Regions from separate parts of the Homo sapiens genome. Here all the other regions are linked to region 2. Evidence: chromatin loops called from intact Hi-C (ENCODE). Cell type or tissue: Caco-2. All regions are shown on one strand. Each heading gives the region's core, and the rest is flanking DNA. Links, peaks and the distances in the headings are about the cores only. Region 1 has its middle 39 kb from the start of CEP295. Region 2 has its middle 36 kb from the start of SLC36A4. Region 3 overlaps SMCO4 (single-pass membrane protein with coiled-coil domains 4).

Region 1 (8,089 bases), core at 1,665-6,664, 390 kb after region 2:
TAGGGTTAGTTCCTTCTGGAGGCTCTGAAAGAGAAATCATCTCCCAGCTGCTCTCCTGGCTTCTAGCAGATCCCAGCAATTCTTGGTGTTCCTTGGCTATAGCTACATTACTCCAATCTGCGTCAGTCTTCATATGCCCTTCTTCCCTCTGTGTGTGTGTGTGTGTGTGTGTGTGTGTGTGTGTGTATGTGTTTGTGTGTTTCCCTTAAAAGGACACCAGTCATTTGATTTAGGGCCCTCCCTAACCCAGTATGACCTCATCTTAACTTGATTACATCTGCAAAGACCCTATTTCCAAATAAGGTCACATTCACGGTACTGGGGTTAGGACTTAAACATGTCATTTGTAGGGACACAATTCAACCCAACGCCCCCTTGGAGACCTGTACTTACCATGTTAGTCACACACCACACTCAATTCATTACACTATGAAGAGCCTATATAATGGGACTTCAGACTGGCTTCTTGTTTCAGCCATCTCACTAATTATTTTAATGATTTTTAGCTCTGCAATAACTCAGTTTCTTCATCAGTTATATGGAAATAAAAATACTTGCTTTGTCTACAAGGTTAACATGCAATGCCACTGAAATAATGTAGATGACACAGCCTTGAAAAACATAAAGCTTTTTTAAGAAGTGAGACCTTTTGGAATTCCTCTCCTTCTTCAACAGCATCCTCATTATTCACCTCGGATTTTTGAATTTTTAACCATGAAAAGGAAAATAGGAATGAGCTTGGGTAGCTGGGAACAGTAAGTAGAGACAAGTGAGCATTCAACCTATTTTCTGCTTGCAGAGGGTACCCCAAAGACAGGTCAGGGGGAAGCAGGAGAGGGGCTGGAGCATTATCAATTGGACCAGGGCTGGGCTCAAAGGAAATGGTCCTGAGATGGCAGGCTGATGGGCCACCAGGCAAGCCACCAGGCACTTCACAAGCTGCAACTTCAAATACAATCTACGTTCTCCAAATTTTATCTTTCGTATTTACCTGGACCTCACAGCCTTGCTATCATTCTTTAGGGGTTCTAAAAACACAAACTGTTTAAAACGTAAGAAAAATACAGTAAGCAATGTAATAAAAGCACTTGTTATTCCTACTCAGATTTAACATAGGATAATATTTTGCCACATTGAACCCAAATCCTTTTTAAGAAACAAAGCATAAAATACAATGAAGTCTTCGCTTTGTGATGCCAGTTCCCTCCCCCATTCCCATTGTTTTGAAGTTGGTGTGTATCCTCCTGTGGTTTTGATACGTTTCTGCATATGCAGGTAGCCATATTAAAAATATTTAATGTCATTCCCTGCATTTTAAAATTTTCATAAAAGCATCATTCTGTATATACACTGCACTTGCTTTTTTTACTCAGCATGACTTTGAGATTTATCCCTGTTGCTACATATAAATCTAGTTTATTCATTTTAACTACTAAATGTTATTACATTATATGAATAAACCACAGTTCATTTTTCTATTCCCCTACTGTGGAACAATTAGACTGTTTCTAATTTCTTTAATATTATAACCAATGCTTCAGTGAACAAACTTTTGCATTCCTCTTCATGCCTGTGTATGAGAGTTTCTCTAGATCTATCCATAACCAATAACCATACAAGTACTGGGCTGTAGGGTATTCACATCTTCAACTTCACATAAGTTTTAAGCTTTAATATAATTGGAGTTAATCAGTTTATTCAATATGTTTTGAGCTTTGGTGTCTAATTTAGGAAATACTCGTCTCCACTTAAGGTCCTAGAAATAATATCATATCCTCTTCACTTGTTTACATTTAAGCCTTTAATTCACCTGAAATTAATTTTTGTGTATGGTATGAAGTAGGAATCTAATTTTGTGCTTTTTCATATGTATGGCTGGTTGTCCAGAACCATTCTTCAAAGGGTCCATTCCTTCTGCATTTATTCATAACCCATCCTGCTGGTATAGCCATTCCTCCAAATGGTGGAGGCTAATCGTCAGCTCTTTGTACTTTCTAAATTCTTCAAAATTCTCTCCTGCCTGTTCTTGGCTAAGTACTTTCTTAAGGAAAAATTTTAACTGGGTGAGTCAAAGCTGTCAACTTAAAGGAGCAACATATTTGATGGAAGAAGTTTAACTAAAAACCTGTTAGTACCTTTTGTTAGTGAGCAGAAGGCAGGCTTAGAAAGAGTCTGAACATAAGAGACCTTCAGATAGGGAAAGGAAGCAGTGAGTCTTGACTGGTGTGGCCCAGGTCAGGGAAGACCTGAGGTGGGACATTCTGGAGGGCTAGATACTTGAGGAAAGTGGAGGCAGGATGCCCCATTCTGCACCTTTCACGGCTTGCTGCAGGGAACCCCTGCACTACTGGGTCTCTAAGCCTCAGATTCCTAATATGTAAAATGGGTATAACAATACCATCCTTCCCATGCTGTTTTCTAGAAGATAGAAATGATGCACCTAACATCACACCTAACACACACTAAGGGAGCACTTAATGAAGAGTAGCTATACTTGTTATCACTATCAATTATCATTGGTTTATCCAGATTCATTCAATAATACTGGCAATCCTCAATTTCCTGGAACAAACTTTTAAGCATCAGTTCAAATGCATTTTACCATTGTGTTGGATGTCTCCAAAAAGGGCTGTGTATTAGTCCGTTTTCACACTGCTATAAAGAAATAACTGAGACTGGGTAATTTAGAAAGGAAAAAGGTTTAATTGATTCACAGTTCTGCATGGCTGGGGAGGCCTCAGGAAACTTACAATCATGGCAGAAGGTGAAGGAGGCACAAGGCATGTCTTATATGGCAGCAGAAAAGAGAGGGAGAGAGTGGGGAAGTGCCACGCACTTATCAAACAACCAGATCTCACTCACTGCAAGTCCCTCCCTTGACACATGGGGATTACAATTCCAGCTGAGATTTTGTCAGAGGCGTGTGAACCAGAGCAATTCCATCTTGAATAGGATGGAGGCTGAGATTTACTGGGCTGCATTCCCAGATGGTTAAGGCATTCTAAGTCACAGGATGAGACAGGAGGTTGGCACTAGATAGAGGTTGGCACAAGATACAGGTCATAAAGACCTTGCTGATAAAACAGGTTGCAGTAAAGAAGCAGGCCAAAACCCACCAAAACCAAGATGGCGACAAGAGTGACCCCTGGTCATCCTTTCTCACTGCTATCCCACCAGCACCACAACAGTTTACAGATGCCATGGCAAAGTCAGGAAATTATCCTATATGGTCTAAAAGGGGGAGGCATGAATAATCTATCCCTTGTTTAGCATATCATCAAGAAATAACCATAAAAATGGGCAACCAGCAGCCCTAGAAGCTGCTCTATGGAATAGCCATAATTTTATTCCTATACTTTCCTAATAAACTTGATTTCACTTTACTGTATGGACTCACCCTGAATCCTTTCTTGTGCAAGATCCAAGAACCCTATCTTGGGATCTGGATTGGGACCACTTTCCTGTAACAATTTGGGTGGAGACACAGAGCTAAACCATATCAGGCTGCCATCAATTCCTCCCCCACCTCATTGTGCATGCTGCTTCTGCCACCAAGAGGTGAAGTTGGTTCCTCTTTCCTTTGAATCTGGGCTGGATTTGTCACTTGCATTGGCCAACAAAATATGGACAAAGTGACCCTATGCTAGTCCTGGACCACCCCTTAAGAGTTTAAGAAGCCTGGCATTTATTTTTCCTCTTAGAGCCCAGCAACCACACTGTAAGGAAGTGCAGGCTATCCTCTGGAGATGAGAGGACCTGGAGGATGAGACCTATGTGGAGAGGCAGATACATGGAGGAAAACAGAGGTGCCCAGTGGACAGTCAGCACCAGGTCCCAGATATGTGAGAGAGACCTTCAGGGACCCTCTAGCCCAGTCCATCTGCCAGCTGAATGAAGCTGTAAGAGAGCCCAAACAGCACCACATCTGGCTGAAGAACTGCCTGGCCAACCCACAAAATTTAGGAAGATAATGAATTGCTGTTGTTTCAAGACACTAAATTTTGGGGTGCTTTGTTACCCAAAAGTAGATAACAGAAATAATCATAGATACGACAGCTCAAATATGATGGTTGTATTGTTCTAATACTAGCAGGAATGGCTGTTTAATCCATAAACATGATACATTTGCAATGAGAAATAATAGAAAATTCTACATACTGATGCAGAATGCCTAGAAAATCCAAGAGGGCCTGGGTAATGACATGCAAATGAAGACAAGAATTCCTCATCAGAATCAGACAAACTAGAAAAGTGCTCACAGTCTACCTGAATTCTTATTCTTTACCCTGGGACAATCTGGTTTTTTGTTTTGTTTTTTTTTAAAGAAAAGAGAGAAAGTATCATTTTTAAAAAGAAAAAAAACCCTTCAGTTCCAATCACTTTTCAAACTTAAGCAGAACGACTTTCACAGCTTCAGTCAAGTTTGTCAAAAAGTAATTTTCTACCTAATTTACTTTCACAGACCTTCTCAGAGGCCGGAGGAAAAATTCCTTTCTGACAAGGGTGAGAATGGAACTCACATTTCCTCCAAGGTTTCCTTCCCTCTGGCTACTTTGCACGTGTCAGGGGCACCAAGGACAGGCTCTGCTTAACCCAGCAGGCAGCCTGGAGGCAGAAAGTGTTGTGAATCCCTCAGCAGCAGGGCCAGGAACTTGCTTGCAATTCTCTGCCATGGCTGATCTGTTAGCCCCAGAATTGTGGTCAATTGGAAAGTGAAAACCTGGTTTCTTGGGGCTGTTCTACAGCTAAGAGTATGAGGAAATCCAGTGTGGCTTCTTGTTTACACAGGGGTCAAATAGAGGTGGAACAAACTGAAAACCAATTTTACTCCACTGTTCCTAAGTAATTTATGACAATGTGGACAGATAGAAATCTTCCCAGAAAAGAAAAGCAGACAGGTAAATTACTGTGGCTTTTTAAGTGATCTGTAGTATTTTTGCTTATCTTCTCTCTTTTTTCTTAAGCTGCTCCTTTGCCTCATTATTTCTGCATATAAATGAGAAGATTTTGTATTAGTGAATGGTCCTGAAGGACGACACCATTTCCCAAGCACAGACATCTCTGTGTTTGGTGTGCCCACCCCCACCAACTCACCCCAATCTTTTCCTTTGTGCCCTGAATCCAGCTGGGGGGCTGTCATGAAACATTAGTGATATTTAATTACAGGGCCTAATAACAGTGATTGAAATGATCATGCAGAGAATAATTCAGTGTATGTACCAGCACACTCAGACCTTTGCATTGTGCTTTTATTTGCATTCCTGGACTCACTTGTGCTTGCCATGTGCTGTGGGAAAAAGTTAAGGAGGTGGCCAAATCCCCTTGTAACCTCTGCAATTAACTTGTACAAAATATGGGCAGTTTTGACATAGTGGAGAGTACATGATCTTCGGCAGACTCTAAATGCACACTGACCATAGGGAAGCCTGCTAAGTCCAGAGTTCAGCTTTGCCACAAAGAGGAAACTGGAGGAGAGAATACCATGGTTGAGAGGGAGAGGATGGGCCTCCTGAACTACATTGGTTCAGCACCTGTTATGGACTGGGCTAGAACTTTATACATCTACATTTTCTCCATTAATTCTCCCACAAGCTCCGTGTGTTAAGTATTCCTATCACTCTGTTATTGATGGTTACTTCTCCTCCACCTCAAACAGTCTCCTCTCTAACCAGCCCTAGCTCTCTCCTAGTTACCTCCTACTAACCCTTGTGAAAGGAAAATAAATCCTGGGGCTCCAAAATCACTAAGTGAAAGGGAAAAGTCAAGCTGGGAACTGCTTAGGGCAAACCTGCCTCCCATTCTATTCAAAGTTACCCCTCTGCTCATGAAGATAAATGCATATCTGATTGCCTCCTTTGGAGAGGCTAATCAGAAACTCAAAAGAATGTAACCATTTGTCTCTTATCTATTTATGACCTGGAAGCCCCCTCCCCTGCTTCAATCCCGCCTTTGCTTCGAGTTGTCCCACCTTTTCCGAACCAAACCAATGCTTATCGTACATGTGTTGATTGATGTCTCATGTCTCCCTAAAACATATAAAACTAAACTGTGCACTAACCACCTTGGGCACATGTCGTCAGGACCTCCTGAGGCAATGTCACTGGCGTGTGTCCTCAACCTTGGCAAATTAAACTTTCTGAATTAACTGAGACCTGTCGCAGACATTTCAGGTTCACACTCATTAGGACTCATTCAGTTATTACCCAGTTCCTCTGAGAACGTTTCCCTTACCCTCCCCTGGGCCTCAGCTCCCACAGCCGCCTGCGATGACAGCTGGTATGCTATGCTATGCGGTAATTAGTTGTTTACTTTTCTGACAGCCTCCACTAGACTCCAAGAGGGAGAAATTTCATCTTACTCATTTTCGTGTCTCTCAAACTTAGCACAGTGCCTGGCATGTGATCTGTGCTCCGTTAAAATTTGTAGAATGAACTGAGTAAACTGCTCATAGGGATACAGTTAGCTTCCGCTTCCGTTTAGGTCTATTTGGCTCCAAAGCCTTATCACAAAAGTTTCTATTGAAGACTTTTTATTAAGTAGACATAGTATTCAGAGCACTGTTTCAGCAAAAAAAAAAAAAAAAAAAAAAAAAAAAAAAAAAAAAAAAGAGAGAGAGAAGAAAACTCATTATCCAAGTTTAAATTGATGTTAGAGGTCAGGGAGAATCTCCTGGCATTCTCCAAGAAAAGGCATTGAGTGATATGTTGCTGGTTGAGTACGAGGGTGAGTGCTGCAGCGCTGTGTAGAATGTATTAGTTGTTTGTAAATACTAGAGTAATTCTGCCCCCTTTCCAATCCTTCTGTGGCCCATGGGGTCACTGGGAGCAGAGGACAATAGCGTCTCCTGCTGCCTTTCCTAAGAGTACAATTTCAGAATATCTGGAAGAATACCCAGCCGAAGGATTTAATCTTGTCCCCCAAAGTAAAAACTAAACAAATAACTTTAATTTTCAAGCTTTGGCAAGGTATTCCAAGTATCCAACTGGTGGCCTTTAATTTATAGATGGCCAAAATTGACACCTTTTTTTTTTTTTCACTAAGGTGGCACAGGAAAAGAAACGTTTTAAAGAGATTGACAAAACTCTGCATAGCAATATAATATTCTACTTCTATCACGGGCAAGAGCATTTTAGTGGACCATATTTTAATTATAAATATGTTTCATTTCATCAGTATGGATTTAGACTGTAGTGTGTGTGTGTGTGTGTGTGTGTGTGTGTGTATTGTGAGGGTGTCCAAGTGAACTAATAGCTATATAGAGGATCACCAAGAAGGATGAGGAGCCCTATATGCACTTTATCCCAGCTAAAAGATCATGGAGGAAATAGTTAAAGCCCATCCTAAACTATTCTGCTAAAATCTGGACTAGTGTATATACAGGCATACCTCATAAATATTGCATGTACAGATCCAGATCACTGCAAAAAAAGCAATTATCATAATAAAGTGAGTAACATGAATTTTTTGGTGTTCCAGTATATATAGAAGATATGTTTATACTATGCTGTACTCTATTAATTGCGCAATTGTGTGTATCATTATGTCTATAAAAACAATATACATACCTTAATTTTAAAATGCTTTCTTACTAAAAAGTGCAAAGGATCATCTGAGCCTTCAGTGAGTCATAATCTTTTTGCTGGTGGAGAGTCTTGCCTGGATGTTGATGGCTGCTGACTGATCAGGGTGGTAGTTGCTGAAGGTTGGGGAGGTTGTGGCAATTTCTTAACATAACAATGATATTTGCCACATCAATTGACTCTTCCTTTCATGAAAGATTTCTCTGTAACATGTGATGCTATTAGGTAGCATTGTACCCACAGTGGCACTGCTTTCAAAATTTCACTCAGTCCTCTCAAATCCTGCCACTGCTTTAGCAACTAAGTTTATGTAATATTCTAAACCCTTTGCTGTCCTTTCAATAGTGTTCACAGCATCTTCACCAGGGGTACATTCTATCTCAGTAAACCACTTTCTTTGTTTAATCTATAAAAAGCAATTCCTCATCAATTCAACTTTCATCATGAGAGTGCAGCAATCCAGTCACATTTTTCAGGCTCCACTTCTAATTCTAGTTTTCTTGCTATTT
Region 2 (8,089 bases), core at 2,126-7,125:
CTACTACAACAAAATATTCTAGTCTTATCTTGTATTTATGTTGTATTTTAGAATCAGCTATTTTTAAAGGGGAATTATCTTTAGACACCAAGATCTAGGTGCTAGGAGTGCTCATTGTAACTAGAGTAGCATTACTTCTAGGCCCTTTCAGCAGAAAGAGCTAGGAAAGATATATACATTTTTATTATTTTTTATTTCTTAGAAAAAACATGATTTTATGCTGACACCTCTAAATTTTCCGCATTCCATAAATTATATCACCTCTCTCTCATAGTGGGAAACCTGGCTACCAGAAACATTAGTATATTTACTAATTTACTCAGTCCTAAAATGCTCACCAAATAATTTCAAAATTGCTACACCCATATCACTAACAAAACAATATTTGTTTGAACTTCTTTTTGTTTTTAGACTGAGGGTGTATATCTAAGTATTGTGTTCAAAGTGACTTGGATTCGGCCAGGCGCATTGGCTCACATCTGTAATGCCAGCACTTTGGGAGGCCGAGGCGGGCGGAGATCAAGACCATCCTGGCTAACACGGTGAAACCCTGTCTCTACTAAAAATACAAAAAATTAGCTGGGCGTGGTGGCGGGCGCCTGTAGTCCCAGCTACTCCGGAGGCTGAGGCAGGAGAATGGTGTGAACTCGGGAGGCGGAGCTCGCAGTGAGCCCAGATGGCGCCACTGCACTCCAGCCTGGGTGACAGAGCGAGGCTCCGTCTCAAAAAAAAAAAAAAAGAAACAAAAACCAAAGTGACTTAGATTCATTCAATTTTTTTCCCTTTCATGCAGTTCTGTCATCTATTTGATATACTCTTAATTTTGTATTTTTAATTCAATTCTAGGCTTCTTTCCTCAGACTTGATTTAATGTTTTAAATATGAAAACACTAGCATGCTTCCAACAGTCAAAACTATATATATATTTATAGAAAAAAAATGGCATAATCAGAGAAGTTTGTCACTCTTTTTCCTGTTCTTTCTACCCTATCCTATGTAAACAATTCTATCAGTTTCTGGTTTATCTTTCCTAAGTTTTTTGTTTGTTCGTTTGTTTTGGGTTTTTTTTTTTTTTTTTGCAACAACAAAACATGGATATACATGTTTATATTCTTTATTTCCTTTTCTTTGTTACCAAATAGTCAGCATAATAAATTCTTTTTTGCCTATGTAATTTGATCCAGAAAAGCTCTGTAACAAGTATAATTTGAGGGCGTGGCACAGTGGCTGACGCCTGTAATCTCAGCCCTTCGGGAGGCCAAGGCTGAAGGATTGCTTGAGGCTAGGAGTTCAAGACCAGCCTGGGCAATATGGTGAGATCTCATCTCTACCAAAAAAAAAAAAAGTATAATTTGAAGCTTCTACCTGTTTCTAAGGGTGGGAAGCCAAGAAAAACAACTTAATGGAACTTTTTGAGAATGGAAAACATGGTCTAGGCCAGTGGTTCTCAAAGTGTGATCATTGAACCAGCTTCATCACAGTACTTGGGAACTCGTTAGAAATGCAAATTTTCTGTCTCCATCCCAGACCTATTGAATCAGAAACTCTGGGTCCCAGCAACCTGACATTTAATAAGACTTTTAGATAATTCTGATATGTGCTAAAGTTTGAGAATCACTGGTCTAGGGTAGTGTAGGAAGGAGGAAGTAGAGAGAATAATACCTACATTTCATTGAGTGTTTACTTTGTATAGGACAGATGTAAGCATCTTATTTATTTGTATTTATCATATAATCCTCACAAGGGCCCCAGCCAGTAGGGGCTACAACCATTCCAAGTTTACAGATGGGGAAACTGGTACGGAGAGGATGAGCAACTTCTTAAAACCACACAGCTAGTAAGCAATGAAGGCTAGATTTGAACCAAGGTAGGCTGGTTTTAAAATCCATGAGCTTAACCATTGCTGTATGCTAATTCTACCTTAGCATCTGATAAAAAGGAGCTAAATTTCCCTTCATAATAGAATTACAGGTTAGCTACCTGCAGGGGGGCGGTAGGGACAGTAAATGAGTGTCTCTGAACTGAGAAAGTTGACAGAAGTGTTTGGCTAGAAGGAAATAAAACAAGTCCCAGGAAATGATGGCTTTGTGAGAAAGTTGGGAATGTCACCAGCAAGACCGTCACTGTGGTAGAGACAGCTGAGGGCCTTTGGCCAGTGCCTTCTGTTATTTGATTTAGTTGTTTCCCATCTTTTTTATTTATTTATTTATTTATTTATTTATTGATGCAGCCCCTCATCATCATCCCCTAACCTTCAGTAAGAGTTTGTTACACATAACAGCAATGTGTTATGGTGCTTTGAGACTTGCAGGTAGAGGGATGGGGTCCTGGTGTATGGACAGCAGTGTGGATAAATCTCAGTAGCTGCAAGAAGCCGGGCAGTGAGCAGGGATAAAGAATTCACTGGGCAAAGGAACTTAGATCCAAGTCTTCCTGGAGGGTATTTAGTGAAGCCACGAGACTCGCCAAAGGTATGATGAGACAGGTATCATGCAGATATCATTTCCCAGGCCTGAGCACTGGCAGACAGAGGCAAAGGCAGAGAGCAAGAGGAAAACAGGGTGTGGGGGTCCCCATATTTCTCATCTGGACTGTACTGGGAACAACTCACTAGGTTGGTAAAAGATTTACAGCCCTTGCTCATTTTGGTCTCTGGGGCAGCTCTCACAGATCTAATGGTGTGGTGTGGTCCAGCAGAGAGAGGCCCTGAGGTTTAGCTTTTCTGAGTCCCTTCAGTTCACAAGTTGAATAGGTGTGGAGTAGAAAGTCAGTAGCTCTGCTACTGGCTCAGCCATTGCAGAGTGAGGTGACTCTCACAGTAGAGGTTAGGAGTAGATTGTCAAGCCAACAGACTGGAGAGCAAATGTGGTAGAGACCTAGGTTTTGCAGCTGGCAGATGCAGGCAGGGGACCAAGCCAGCCAAGGGTCAATCCCAGGATCTGACAGAGCCAAGACAGGGTCTGAGTGACACTAGCACAGACTTTACCAGCACATAGGAGGACAAGAGGCACTTCTCTGGAGACCAGAAGACAGAGAGGACACATTAGAGGACCCCAACTCTTCCCCTGTGCCTCATGTCCTGGAAATGACACCTCCTCCCTGCAACCCCCTACTATCCCCCCATAAACCGAGATGCTAGTTTCGGAACCAAAACAGAAGGAGGGGAGGGCAACCTGAAAAGCTGAACATTTTGCTGGGGATTCTGAGCATTGCCTGATTGAGAATTGTATAAAATATTGGATTGAATGGAGTTTAATGACATTGGACATTAGTTAATTTTCCCACTAGCAGTTGAGGGTTCATGAGGACAAGAGTATAACAACAATATTAAACATTTTCTTTTTTCCTGTGTTCTTAACGAGAGTTTAATGTTGCCACATACACACTGTATTAGTCCACTCTCGCACTGCTATAAAGAACTATCTGAGACTGGGGAATTTATGAAGAAAAGATATTTAATTGACTCACAGTTCCACAGGCTGTACAGGAGGCATGGCTGGGGAGGCCTCAGGATACTTACAATTATGGCAGAAAGCACCTTCTTCACATGGTGGCAGAAGAGAAAAAGAGTGAAGGGGGAAGTGCTACACACTTTCAAACAACCAGATATCTTGAGAATTCACTCACTATCATGAGAACAGCAAGGGAACATCTGCCCCCATGATTCAATCACCTCCCACCAGGTCCCTCACCCAATATTGGGAATTACAACTGGACATGAGATTTGGGTGGGGACAGAGCCAAACCATATCACACACACATAGTTATTCATATGATTAGTTTTAAAATTCCTACCTTCCTCATTAGACTGTAAACTCCTAAGTGCAGGGACTGCCATTTTACTCCCTGCTCTAGCCCCAGTGCAGGAAAGCAGGGATATATCTGCCTTAATATCCGTGGTATCTCCAGCACTGAGAACAGTTCCTGGCATATTGTAGGCACTCAATCAATATTTTTGATGTTGAATTTTGCTCATAACTGCTTTTTGAATGAATTAATCAGTGAAAGAAATGAGACAATCAAGTGAAAGGAATACTAGTCAGTGGTTTCCCTGGATTAACAACGAGAGACAGTGAGGATTTCACAACATAAAAGTACATTTCTATGGAATCATTATTTTATACATTTCCAGACATATTGGACATAATAATACTTTACACGTGTGTAGTGCTTGCAGGTTCACAAAGGGCATTCCGCATATTGTACCATTTGATTCTTCAACAGCCCTGTAAGATAGGTCAGGTATATTAATATTTATTTTGTAGATCAGCTAACTGAGGTTCAAAGAGATTAATCAACTAACCAAAGGTGTAACGCATAGGAATCAGCAAACCCAGGGTTATAATCTAGATTTTCTTGCCCCCAGTTCATTGAGCCACACAGTAACAGCCAGACAGAAGTTTGGGGGACTGGCTAGGAGACAAGTGAGGAAGGTGCCCTGGGTGCTAGTTCATTATTCCCTTCCAGGATGCTGATCAGAATTCACCAGCATTTAAAGCTCCCTGGAGAGAAGTAGGGTCACTAAAGAGGGGAATATTTCAGCTAAAGCATTTCCCTCCTGTGCTGAGGTGAGTGTGCAGGCTTCATGCTTACCCCAGGGGGTCATGCTTACCCCAGGTGGCTCTTCCAGGGCAATGGGAGGGGTGGGGTAGGAACTGGATTCCTCCTCTCCAACCCACACACAAGGAAAAGAATGTGACTCAATTCCTCTGTGTCCCCAAAATTGTGCCATGAAAGTGAGGTTCGGTTTCCTTAGCCAGCCTGCACTTTTAAGAGAAGACTTCATGCCCTTACTTTGCAGTAGGGACTGAGGGCTGCCTGAGCAAGGACTGTGACAGCGTTGAGAGACCTTTCCTTCAAAGAGGAGGCTGCATTGCTAGTGCTTTCACCAGCCTGAAGCTGAGAACCAAAGCGGACATCAGTGTCCTGTCCAATCCTGGCACTACCCAGACTGCCCTCAGAGTGGCAGTGTAGCCTTAATTAGCGGATGCTCAGCAACTGGCTGCCTGGAGGACACAGTAGTGACACTGCTTAACTAGAATGCAGCATCCAGCCTGCACCCTTTACAGATGAACACTGGCATTTCTACTATATAATGCAATTAGGTCTCCCATCATTCATCATTTATTCATTCTTTCAATTTTTGTGTCACTTAGCAGCTATGCATTGAAAGCCTACTAAGTGTAGGAGCTCTACCAGAGGTGCTGAGGATACAAAGATTTTTTTTTTTTTAATAATTTACATGATGCTGTAAGACCTCTGGGAGCTCAATGCTTAGTGAGAGAGAGATTTGAAAATAGCAAATACTATGTAACTGGGGTAAGTGCTTAGCATAGCAGTGGTGGGAAGGAAGTGTTGTGCGATGCAGGACAGAATCCTTCAGGTCTCAGCTTAACTGTGACTTCTGCAGGGATGCTGTCTTTGTCTCCTAGACTAGGTTATGTAACCTCTTTTTTTCTGGTGTCTCAGATCCCTGTCTTTCTCCTGTTCTAACACTCAGCACTCTGTCTGGTTATTCCTTGTTTAATTGTCTATCTGTCCATTATAGATGTAACAAGCTACTCAAAAACAAGATCCATTTCTTTATTATTCTCCCCTATATCCCCAACACCTACTAGAAAGTCTGGCTCATAGTAAGTGCTCAATAAATGCTTGTTGAATGAAGATTAACAGATGTACAATCATTCCATGACATCTCAAGTATAAGAAACATTGTATGTCTTTATTTTTCTATATCAAATCAAATCTTAATTTGCCAAGATTAGTGACAATTCCAATATTCGCTTTTTAAATTTGCTTCCATCTCCTATGGATCATACTAAAATCCCAGTAGGTAAGCAGTTGAGGAAAATGGAAGTGAAAGGTCTCTGTCCCTTACATCTGCCTCTTGGGAAGCACAGGCTGAGATCTAGTCTATTGCTACCAGTCAGGCTTCTTGCGCCAGGCGGGTTATAGTTATACCTCTCACAGCAATCGCTCTACCCCTACGAGCACCACCACCCTCATCTAAGTTGTGTCCTCTTGTGATGCTTGCAAGCGGTGCACAGGTGCAAAGTGAGACCCAGAACACACTGAACATCCCAGCCTTCCCAGTCCCTGGGAAGTCACCTCCAGGATGGGGCCACTCCCCACTTTCCCACCAAGCATCATCCTCCTTCCCCTTGGAAAACTGTCCAAAGCACCTTGGTGGCTCTCCTTGCTATTATCTTGGAAGGAGGAGGTAAAGACACTTTCCAAGTTAATACTGATAAATTCACAGCTTTGAAAAGACAATATATCATTTAATTCTCAACAACTCTCCCTGTTACTACATAAATGAATATGTTATTTTGTGGAGGAATCTTTTAAAGGACATTCCATCTCCCTGTTAGAGGTAATGGAACTTCATACATCAACGAGCATCCATTATTTCTGAGCTAGTAACTTCCTTTGAGTCCCAGAAAAGAATACCTATGTGCTTGTGAGAATTAATGGAGATAATGTCTGACTGCACTTTCAGAACTAGAAGTACTACACAAACGTAGAGTATTGTTGTCATCAGCTAGTGATTTCTATATTCTGCAGCCAGCAGAGAGACGACATGATAAATGACCTCCTTGGGGTCTGTTCCAATTATCCCATGACAGCTTTCCCCCCCTCCCCCCAAACGGTCCTTCAGCCATCCATTATTCTAGAATGCTTTTAACTCCCTAAAAAATCCATGTGTCACTGTTGCTTTCTCTTTCTCTCTTTCTTACTGATTCCTAATTCAAACCTGAGACTGAGGTACTCAAGCCCAAACCACTTGTAAGGGGAATAGACTTTACTGGTCCCTTTTAATTCTAAAATTCCTTGACTTCTCAAAGCTCCTATATGTGAATGAAAGCAAATCCGTTGTCTCTCCTCTTTTCATTCATTCACTCATTTGGATAATATTTATTTAGCACCTATTCTGTGTAAGGCACCATTCTATGCATTTCTCATGTTTATAATTGCCTACACACACACCTATTTGACATTTCTACTAACGCCTGAAATTTAGCACAGTGTTTGAGCTTGCAGTGCTCTCCCACAACCACCACTGTCAATTCTTCCCTCCGAGCCCCACCTACTGGCTACTTCATGTTTTTCTCTGCTTTATCTTGGTGTCCTTGGATGCCTTACCGCTAGTGTGTCTCCACTTCTATGTCAAGGTTCTTGTCTGTTACGGTGTTTATTGTGTTTACATTGTTTGTTCAAGGAGAACATTCAGAAACCCTGAGATAAAATAGTGAGAAACAGAGCATTGAGATAAGTGATGGGATTAAAAACCCAGTGAGATACAAAATTAAATTAAATGTTTATCTCAGAAAGTGGGACCTGCTTTGTTTTATTTCTAGCCAAAGAAATACCAGTCATGACTTATCGAAGCAGAGAGTTAAATCTGGGGCAAATACTCAGGCTTAACGTACACTTCTACATTGTGTGTATAAAGGCACAGTTTCATTCATTTTGAAGAAAGGCGGACCCACCAATATGCTATTTGTACTGTACTCCTCTTGATATCATTCAAATCACTCCTCGCTTGTTTGTCTGGAAACTGACCTGCCCCTTTTGTTGAACGTCTGACTCCCAATTCACATGGTTTGGTGGGAGTGGTCATTTTATAGAATGTGATCCTGTTCTCTAGTCATAGCTTTTATGGACAGGAAAGGTATCTGGCCTGGGAACTTTGGAACTAGGACTAGGAAGGAAGAGAATGGTTTCCCCTGCTTTCCTATAAAACATGTGAGCAGTGGACAGCCATGCTCTGGTATATAGATTGTGAGAGCAGAAAATGATGCAGATGTAGTCGTTGACACATGTTGAGCCCCCAGCATGGGACAAGCACAGCTGGGAGTGCTTGACAAGTATTACATTTTGACTTCTCAGGTGCATTTCACAGAAGAGGGCCTGAGGCACAGAGAGGTTCAGGAAGCTGCCCAAAGTAAAACAGAAGTTAATGGATTTGAGAAATCAACCCAGGGATTCTGGCTCCAGCATCTCTGCATATAACCACTGTGCCCCATAACCTCTGGTCCCCAGATACCAGCTTTCTGGGGCTTGATCCCACCAGTCTCTGGCCAATTTT
Region 3 (8,089 bases), core at 1,267-6,266, 250 kb after region 2:
TCAAGCACATCTGCTAGGACCTCTGAAATGTGGGCTTGCCTAAAGGAGAAGCTGGGCCAACTGGCCTCTACTTCAAGAATCTAAGAGACATGAATGGACACTGAAGTTGGACAATCACACAGTTGTAGTCACCAGGGAAGCCAGGTGGGAGAGAGGCCTGGGGGTGGAGGGAGCACTCCAGAGAGGCCACAAGAGAAGCCTCCACACTCTCCTCCTTCTAGTCGAGTCCCCTGTGAGGCCAGCTCTACACAGGTTCCTGTCCTCAGGGTACTCCGACGTGTCTCTGTATGTGATGAACGCCTCTTTCAACTTTGGCTGGCTCCAAGGGGTCTCTGTCCCTTACACTGGAAAGAGCTCTGCCTAAAATGACTGCTCCAGTTTCACAAGGAAGAATCCAAGGCCCTGCCACTGACACAAAAGAAAGGACTGGCAGAGTCAAAGGTCAAACCCACATCTGTGACTCTGAAGCCTGGACAGTCCCCACCTTCCTGGGTGTACCCCACTTATCTTCCCGCCCTTCGCCCACTTTGTGCCCCCATCATGGTTCAGCAGCCCCTTGCAGAGAGAAATAAATGAAGCTCACACGCTCAGCCTGGCTTCTGCCCAGCAAGCAGCTCAGGCAGGATGGAAGCTGCAGCCTCCAGCTTCTCAAATGCCAGTGCCCCACGGCCTCTAGCTTCCCTAACCAGGGAAACGGAAACTTCACAAATGCCTGAGTTCTACTAATTCTAATGAAACTCCACCTGCTATGCTCCTACCCCCCACCAGCACACACCCACGGCAACCGGTCAGCATGGGGACACTCCAAATGGTCCCCAGTATGTGTGGGCAGGAGACCAGAGGCAGAGAGGAGGAAAGCAGGGACGCATTCTTCAGCACAGAATTGTTTGTGATTTTTTTTCTGTGATTAGAACTTTCCCGTCTTTTCCTACTTATGTATATAGATATGCATGTATGCACACATGCTAACTTCTTATATGCACTTTTCTCCGATTTGGAGATTATAATGTACACAGAGTGTTAGATCCTATTAAGGAATGGTAGGAACACAGGTTTGAAGTCAGGTTTGTGCCTTAGCTCTGCCCCATCTGGTTAAACGATCTTGGACAAGGTACTAAATCTCTCACGTCCCGACTCTCCTCCTCTGTAAAATGGGTAAGAAACCTGTTTTGCAGACATCGAAAAATTAGAAATAATGTATTATCTGAAGTATGCAGTGGATGAACAGGCCATACCAGAGGCTCAATAAATGGTACACAGTAACTTGCTGTCCAGCGAGGTCTGTGCTGTGGAGATGTACATGAATCTGGGAAACACCAGGGAATTCTTTTTTTTTTTTTTTGCACCATATAACCCATGCATGACAAAATCCCCCAGGTTTTCTCTTTTCCCTGAGGTACCAATTAGCTGTTGGGCAGGTTTGTTCAAAGGTTTGATGCGAGAAGCCTGGTTCAGGCTCTCAGGGGAAGGTCTAAGACAAGGAAGATCACTTTCAACTCTCATCACCCCAGACCTGCTAACCCTGTGCAGCCAATGCAGCAGCCACCGGCCATGTGTTGAACATCTGCAATATGGCTGTGGTCCAAAATCAGCTGTGCTGTGGTATAAAATACACACAAGATTTTGAAGGCTTAGTACCAAAAGAAAGAATGCCAAATAGCTCATTAAAAGTTATTTATGCTGATTATATGTTGAAATAATGTTTTGAATATACTGGGTTAAATAAAATCTATTATTAAAATCGATTTCACCTGTTTTCTTTTCTGTTTTAATGTGGCTACTAGAAAAGTTTTAAATTCCATGAGTAGCTGGCATTATACTTTTACCGGACAGCTTGCCCCATGCAGTCAGGGGCTCACACTGCCCTCCTGTAAGCTTTCCACATCATAGGCTCAGCCCACAAGGCTGAGAACTCCCTAAGCCTTCACAGCCCAGCCCCATTCATTCTTTCCAGCCTCACCACACCCAAATGACCCACTATTACCATCACACCTGAGCCTGCCTGTGGATTCTCACCTCCATGCCTTTGCTGATGGAACATCTATGCTGGAATGCGCTTTTCCCTCACACTGTCACCTGCCTGTGCAGTCTCTCATCTTTGGACAACCATCACATGTGGCCTTTGCCAGCTCCTCCATGCAGAAGCAACAGCTTCCTCCTCAGTGCTATCTCAGGACTTGGTTTATACCTTTACTGCAGCACTGACTGGCAGCTACTGCCTAGCTGGCTGGGCCTCTGACGTCTCCACTTCTCGGGGACTGCAAATGTGCCTTGCTGGTAATAATATTCTCCTGGGCTGGCATGATGCCTTTTATATAACAGGTGCTCAACAAACATCTGCTGGACTGAATATCAAAGCCGGAATATTTTAAGACAAGCAGTTCATCTTAGGCAACTAACCATTGAGTTAGAATAGAAAATTCTGTAATAATAAAGCAGCTAGCTGCCATTTATAAATACTTATTTCATTCCCACCACAATCATACAAGATTGGTATTTTTACCCCCATTTAAATGATGAAACTGGGATTCAGTAAAGTATGCTGTTGTCCAACATCAAAGACTGCTGGGAACAAGCACAATCTCAACTCCACTATAAAACCTGCAATAAGTACTCGTTAAGTATTTAATGAATGACCAACTGAATGAGGATTTGAACTCAGATGTGATTCCAAAGCCCACCCATCCTGTGTGACCCCACAGTGCCTCTCAACCACCCTACAAATAAGAACAGCAGCTACTGCTTCCTGAATGCTCAATACCTATCAAGCGACTGCACTAAAGCCCTCCACAAACATGCAAGCCTCACAGCAGCCTTCATCCCCATTTTGCAGACAAGGGAACTGAGGCTTAGAGCAGGCCCCAGGTGGTTAGAAAGTCAATAGTGCAGCTGGGATTCCAATCAAGCTCTTTCTGGCTCAGAAACCGTGTTGCCCCCACCCCAAGCAGCTGCTTCCAGGGAGGCCAGGCTATCCCCTACAAGGCATGTGGACCAATGGGACACAGATCAAGAGTCCAAGCCTGGTTCCCGCTCATCAGCTTTGGAAGCTGAGGACACAGGGAAGGTTGTGAGAGGAACACAAGCCTTCTTGGTATGTCTCATTTGGCAGCAGGTAAAGTCTGTTGCTTACAATCAGGCTAGCCCTGATGCCTGGAAGGTGCCGCTACACGCTGGCTGGGCAGTCATTCTGGGTTAAAAGATGCACCACATCCCGCTTGAGTTTTCAGTGTGGGCCAGGCTGCTCTGAAGGCCCCCAGGAAAAGTGCAACTCTCTCCACCCACCCCTACACTGCCCAGGGCCTACAGCATGGAGGGAGCCAAGGATGTCACAGGCTGTTGAAGGGGTGCCTGCCGAGAAGAGCTTGACCAGACCTGGAGTCCATGCTAAGTCCCTGTACACTAACGCCCATTACACCCCACTGTACAACCCATGTGAGAACAGTAACCAGGCCCAGACATCCAACCACTAGACTATTCTCAATGCTGTTCTCCTTTTCTAAAGTTTCAAAGCTCTCCTGTCTTCAGAAAAAAACAGTTGAAGGCGCTCCCTAAGAAGTGGCTGCATGTTTCTCCCACTTCAAAATCAGGAACACAAATGAATAAACAACACGAGAAGGGTATATATGGAGAAAGCTCCACCATCTCTTCTTGTAACTGTGTCATTATTACAATATGAGGCATTAGAAGGGCCAAACTGCTCTATGCTTTATGCTATAAGCCCAGGGAAGCTGCCCTGGGTTCAGGGAGACATAAATTCTGCACTTGAGAGCAGCAGCTCTGCGGTTCATCAAGTGTGCTTGCTTCATTTTATGTCCCTGGTATTTAGCCATAACGGGCCTGTGATCACTTCACTCCAGTCTGCGGCAGAGTGGGGGTAGGGGGCAGACAGGCTGACAGGAGAATTGTGCAAGATGGGACTCCGGACACCCGCAAAGCACCTGCTGATAACATAAGCGTCTGCCCCAGGAACATATACATGAACAAACAATGACAGCCACACAGGTGCCAGCTCCACTAGCTCCCTGCTGCCGACAGGCCACAGGGGTCAGGAAAGCTCTTGACCTGAAGGCCAGTGGGTGTATGGAGGGGAGGAGGGATCATAGCTACAGACAGATAAAAGATACACACACACACTTCTCATACCAAGGGCAGAAAAAATAAGAAAATGTTATTTGGCAGCAGTGGCAGCAGCACTGACTACTCCCAAATAAAAATCCAGAAACACAAAAGAATCTTTGAGTGGGTTGCCGAATGACAGAGACATGAAAGCTAGCATTCTCAATAAATCAGATAAGTCACATTTTTTTGGCACACTTGGATTAATAAAGTGCTTTTCTGTGCATTATTCATTTCATCCTCAAAGTAACTGTGTTATGTATTATTGTCCTTAGTCAACAAGAAAAAGCAGCACACGGTAAATTAAGTGCATGTCAGGGTTTCAGTCCCATCCTGGCAATTCTAGGGTCTGTGATCCTGGGCAAGTAACTTAACCTCTTAAGACCTTCAATTACTATGTTGTCAAACAAAGATAAAAGTATCTATCATTCAAATATTTTTTAAGCATACCCTGTATGTCAGGGGACAATGTTGAGGATGCAGCTATGAACAAAACAAGCAAAAATGTTGCCTTCAGGTAATGAAGCTGTCTTCATTCACAGGGAATGTGGAGAGACAGACAACTAACAAATGGATAGAGCATGTGTCAGATGATGCTATGTGCTGCTGGAGGCGCAGAGGCTGTAAATTTAGAGTAACTGATCAGGGAAGGCTTCATGAGAAAGTGACACTGGACCAGAGACTTGAAGGGACCTGTGCAGGGGGAAGATCTTCCAGGCAGGGCAGGACCCATGCACAGACCCTCAGGCGGGGCATCCCTTGCATGTCTGAGAAGCACGCAGGGGCCAGCAAGTCCGGAGAAAGCAAAGGGAGAGCTGAGGGGTCACAGAGGGAGCAGCAGAGGGCAAGATGGGGCCACAGAAGGGTGCTGCTTACATTTTAAAAGAACTCTGTGTGGACAACTGACTGCAGCTGTGAAAGGGCTAAGGCAAGGAAATCAGTGAAGATGCTAATGAATTATTCAGGTAAAACTTAATGTTCCAGGATACGGGTAGATGTGGTGCAAAGTGGTCTGATACCGAGTACACTTTGAAGGCAGAGGCATACAATTTACCGAGATTGGAAATGGAGTGTGAAAAAAAGAAAACAGACTGAAGGTCTCAGGCCTGCGCAACTGGAAGAATGGTGTTGCCATTGAGAGAGGTGGGAAGTTGCAAGGGGGTGTGAGGCGGGTGGGGACAGCTGGAGTTTGACAATCTATCAGCCATCCCTAGTAGAGGCATGAAAAGGCAGCTGGAGGCATGCGCCTGCAAAGCAGGGAGAATGGGCTGGAGACAGGACCCTGGGAGCTGTGGGCCCTTAAAGCTGGGAAGTGGAGTGTGTGCAGAGTAGGGGACTAAGCCCTGGAGCAATCCAAAGTCTAGACCTTGGGGGAGTTGAAGAGGAAGCAGGAAAAGACTGAAAAGGGAGTCAAGAAGAAAACCAGGAAGACGATGGTGGCTTGGAAGGCAAATGAAGAAGGTGTCCTGAGGAAGGGGGAGCTGGCCATCTGGTCTGGCCACATGCAGGTCCTCTATGACTTGCAGAGCAGTTTCAGTGAAGAGGGGTCAGGGGCAAGATTGGAGTAAGTCTGAGGGAGGGTGGCAGCAGGCAGACAGAAGGCAGTGAGAGCAACTCTTCTCCAGACTGCAGTAAACAAGAGCACAGGGAAGACTCGGAGGCAGTGCCGGCCTGAAATCCTAGTTCTGCCGTTTATCGGCCCTGCAACCTCAGGCAGGTTACTTAATCTTTCTGTGCCTCAGATGTCTCACCTGAAAAATGGGGCTAATAATTGGACCTAGAAAACTGATATACAAGAATAGTGACTGGTACATAGTAGGTATAATATAAGCATTAGCTGTCATCATCATAAGGAATAATGACAAAATAATTATGTATGAAAAATAATTCCTCAAAGAAGAGCATCTGCTTAGGAGGCAGGGAGAGAAGGGAGATGTTGGAAGTCTGAAGAGAGAGAAGCCATGAACAGCTGTCCAGGAGGCGATGACTGAATGGGAGGAGTGGCATGACCTGCCACCAGCTTGGGGCCCACTGCAGTTGGAGGCCACACAGCTTGAAGCAGGAAAGTCAGGATGGCACCAACCGCGCAGGTGTAGGCATAGAAAAAGTAGGAGGTTCAATTTAACCAGGGATGGGGTTTCATCAGGCCAGTACGACAAAGTAAGAGAAAGACAATGTGAGGATGACATGAGATTACAAAAGAAAAGTCCCTGGCATAGGCCCTGAACCTGAAATCTGACCGTTGTTCAAAGAGCTTAAGTCATGTGTCCAAGGAGCCCCCTCTCTCCACAGCTGTCCCTCACCTGTCCCCCCACACCTCTCCCCCTCCATCCCCAATGCAGAGTTCAAGATCAGAAAACAATGCTAGACTCTCAACTCTGTTCTTTCAACTAAGCCACATCCCTCCCTTTCCAGTTGGAGGTATTGTCACATCCCTCACACCAAGTTGTGATAAGGTGACTCTCTTGTTTGTGAGAATACTTCCAGGCTCAGGGCAGTCTAGAGACCAAAGCAGCCCGGGTAAGTGCAGGCTCGTCCTCAAAAGCTCCTTCCCAGAGCCAGCAGCAAAGGAGGTTCCTCCTGCCTTGAGGAAAGGCTGCCTTTTAAGGACAGGCCCTAAGATTGCACGAAATCCTCTAGGTGCTCACAACCAGCTTCTCTCACTGAAGGTGGAGTAAGGAAAAAGGAGGAAGCAGAGCTTTTGAACAGGTCTTGTTATTTAACCCTGGCCAGCCAGGAAATGCTCTTCTTTACAGAGCAATCAGAGTTAAATTAATAGCCATCAGCAACCTGAAACACAGCTACTATGTCTTTAACTAGTTGACCTGAAGCAAATTCAACCATTAAAAGGACAAAGATGATAACTAAATAAACGTGAAGTAACTTGAAATTCCTGTAAGAGGGTCCAAAACAATGGCTTTTGAAATGCTTATGATGTGCAGAAAGAATATAACGGCAGCACATGCAACACAAACTGAAATCAGAGTTTTAGAAAATATGTGTTTATATACTCTGATATTTCATTTCATTAAAAAAATGCTGGTTGAGATCCACAAAAGAGATTTCACAATCAGTCAATGAGTTGAGACCTGTAGCTGAAGTCCACCAGACTAAGCCGACCTACCAGTCAAGGCTGCCTCTCGCAGACTTCATATATTTAATGGTTAAATCGCAATGGTTAAATGGCCCAGGTGAGGTTGTGGAAACACTACCTCCAGAGGTCTGTATATTAAAAGGGCATAAATTACAGGTTGAAGAAGTGCTAGATTTAGCTGCGGCTCTAAAAGACAGAACCTAAACCAATGCGTAGAAATTATGGGGAGCCAGACTGAACTGCCTTTGGGGCAGGGAACGCTCTATCTCCCGGAGAAACCAAGCAGGGTCTGAAAGACGAATAGGATGCTGAAGAAGGGACTTCAGAAATCATATCAAACAGATGGACCCAAGAGTTACTGAAGTCTCTTTCCATTCTGACAGTCTTCGCTACCTTGATGAATAAGTGGTTATAAGAATGAAATGCAAGCAATGTGTGTGAAAATGCTCAAATTACAAGCTCCTCTATATACCGTCATTCCTTAGATGGCAGTTCTTTATCCAAACCTGTAGGTTCCCTCGACTTCATTTGCTATTCAAATAGGTACTTTAAAACAGCAGGTACTAAAAGTAAGCATGGCTAATTCATCACTTCCTTAACGGCAGCTCAACTCCAAGGCAAGGCTGGGGAAGAATTCCTGAGAAAGCATGCAAGCCATCCAATGGTGTGCACTGGGTTTTGTTAAGGCAGTGCTTCTCCTAACTTGCCCATCTGAAATATGCAGAAGTAAGTGAATGCCTATCCCTGGAGGCCATGTTAGGGCATGGCCAGGGTAAGAATAAAATTTCCTTTGGCTCCTCTGTTATCTTAAAACATCAAGTGATCACATGAAACATCTGCCTTGTTGTTTACTTACAATGTGCACACACTGTGATAAAG

What was found. Hi-C counts contacts between places; a loop is a spot of excess contacts. Peaks named below come from ENCODE experiments on the same cell type or tissue, not always from the same donor. Only the 100,000 strongest peaks of a DNase experiment are listed, where the experiment ranks them.
Region 1: a loop joins it to region 2, with 12 times the contacts of the local background. A loop is called at or near these places in 13 of 110 quality-filtered maps.
Region 3: a loop joins it to region 2, with 2.4 times the contacts of the local background. A loop is called at or near these places in 4 of 110 quality-filtered maps.

The regions. Positions count from the first base shown.
Region 1 is chr11:93,618,700-93,626,788 of GRCh38, forward strand. No RefSeq gene overlaps it. Among named protein-coding and RNA genes, the nearest start is that of CEP295, 39 kb to the right of the region's middle. In Caco-2, for the core only: no CTCF peak of the experiment used is centred there; a DNase peak (open chromatin) is centred at 4,610.
Region 2 is chr11:93,229,837-93,237,925 of GRCh38, forward strand. No RefSeq gene overlaps it. Among named protein-coding and RNA genes, the nearest start is that of SLC36A4, 36 kb to the left of the region's middle. In Caco-2, for the core only: a CTCF peak has its summit at 4,964; DNase peaks (open chromatin) are centred at 4,965 and 7,086.
Region 3 is chr11:93,483,362-93,491,450 of GRCh38, forward strand. The region is part of intron 2 of SMCO4 (single-pass membrane protein with coiled-coil domains 4); the gene reads right to left. Among named protein-coding and RNA genes, the nearest start is that of SMCO4, 56 kb to the right of the region's middle. In Caco-2, for the core only: no CTCF peak of the experiment used is centred there; a DNase peak (open chromatin) is centred at 3,980.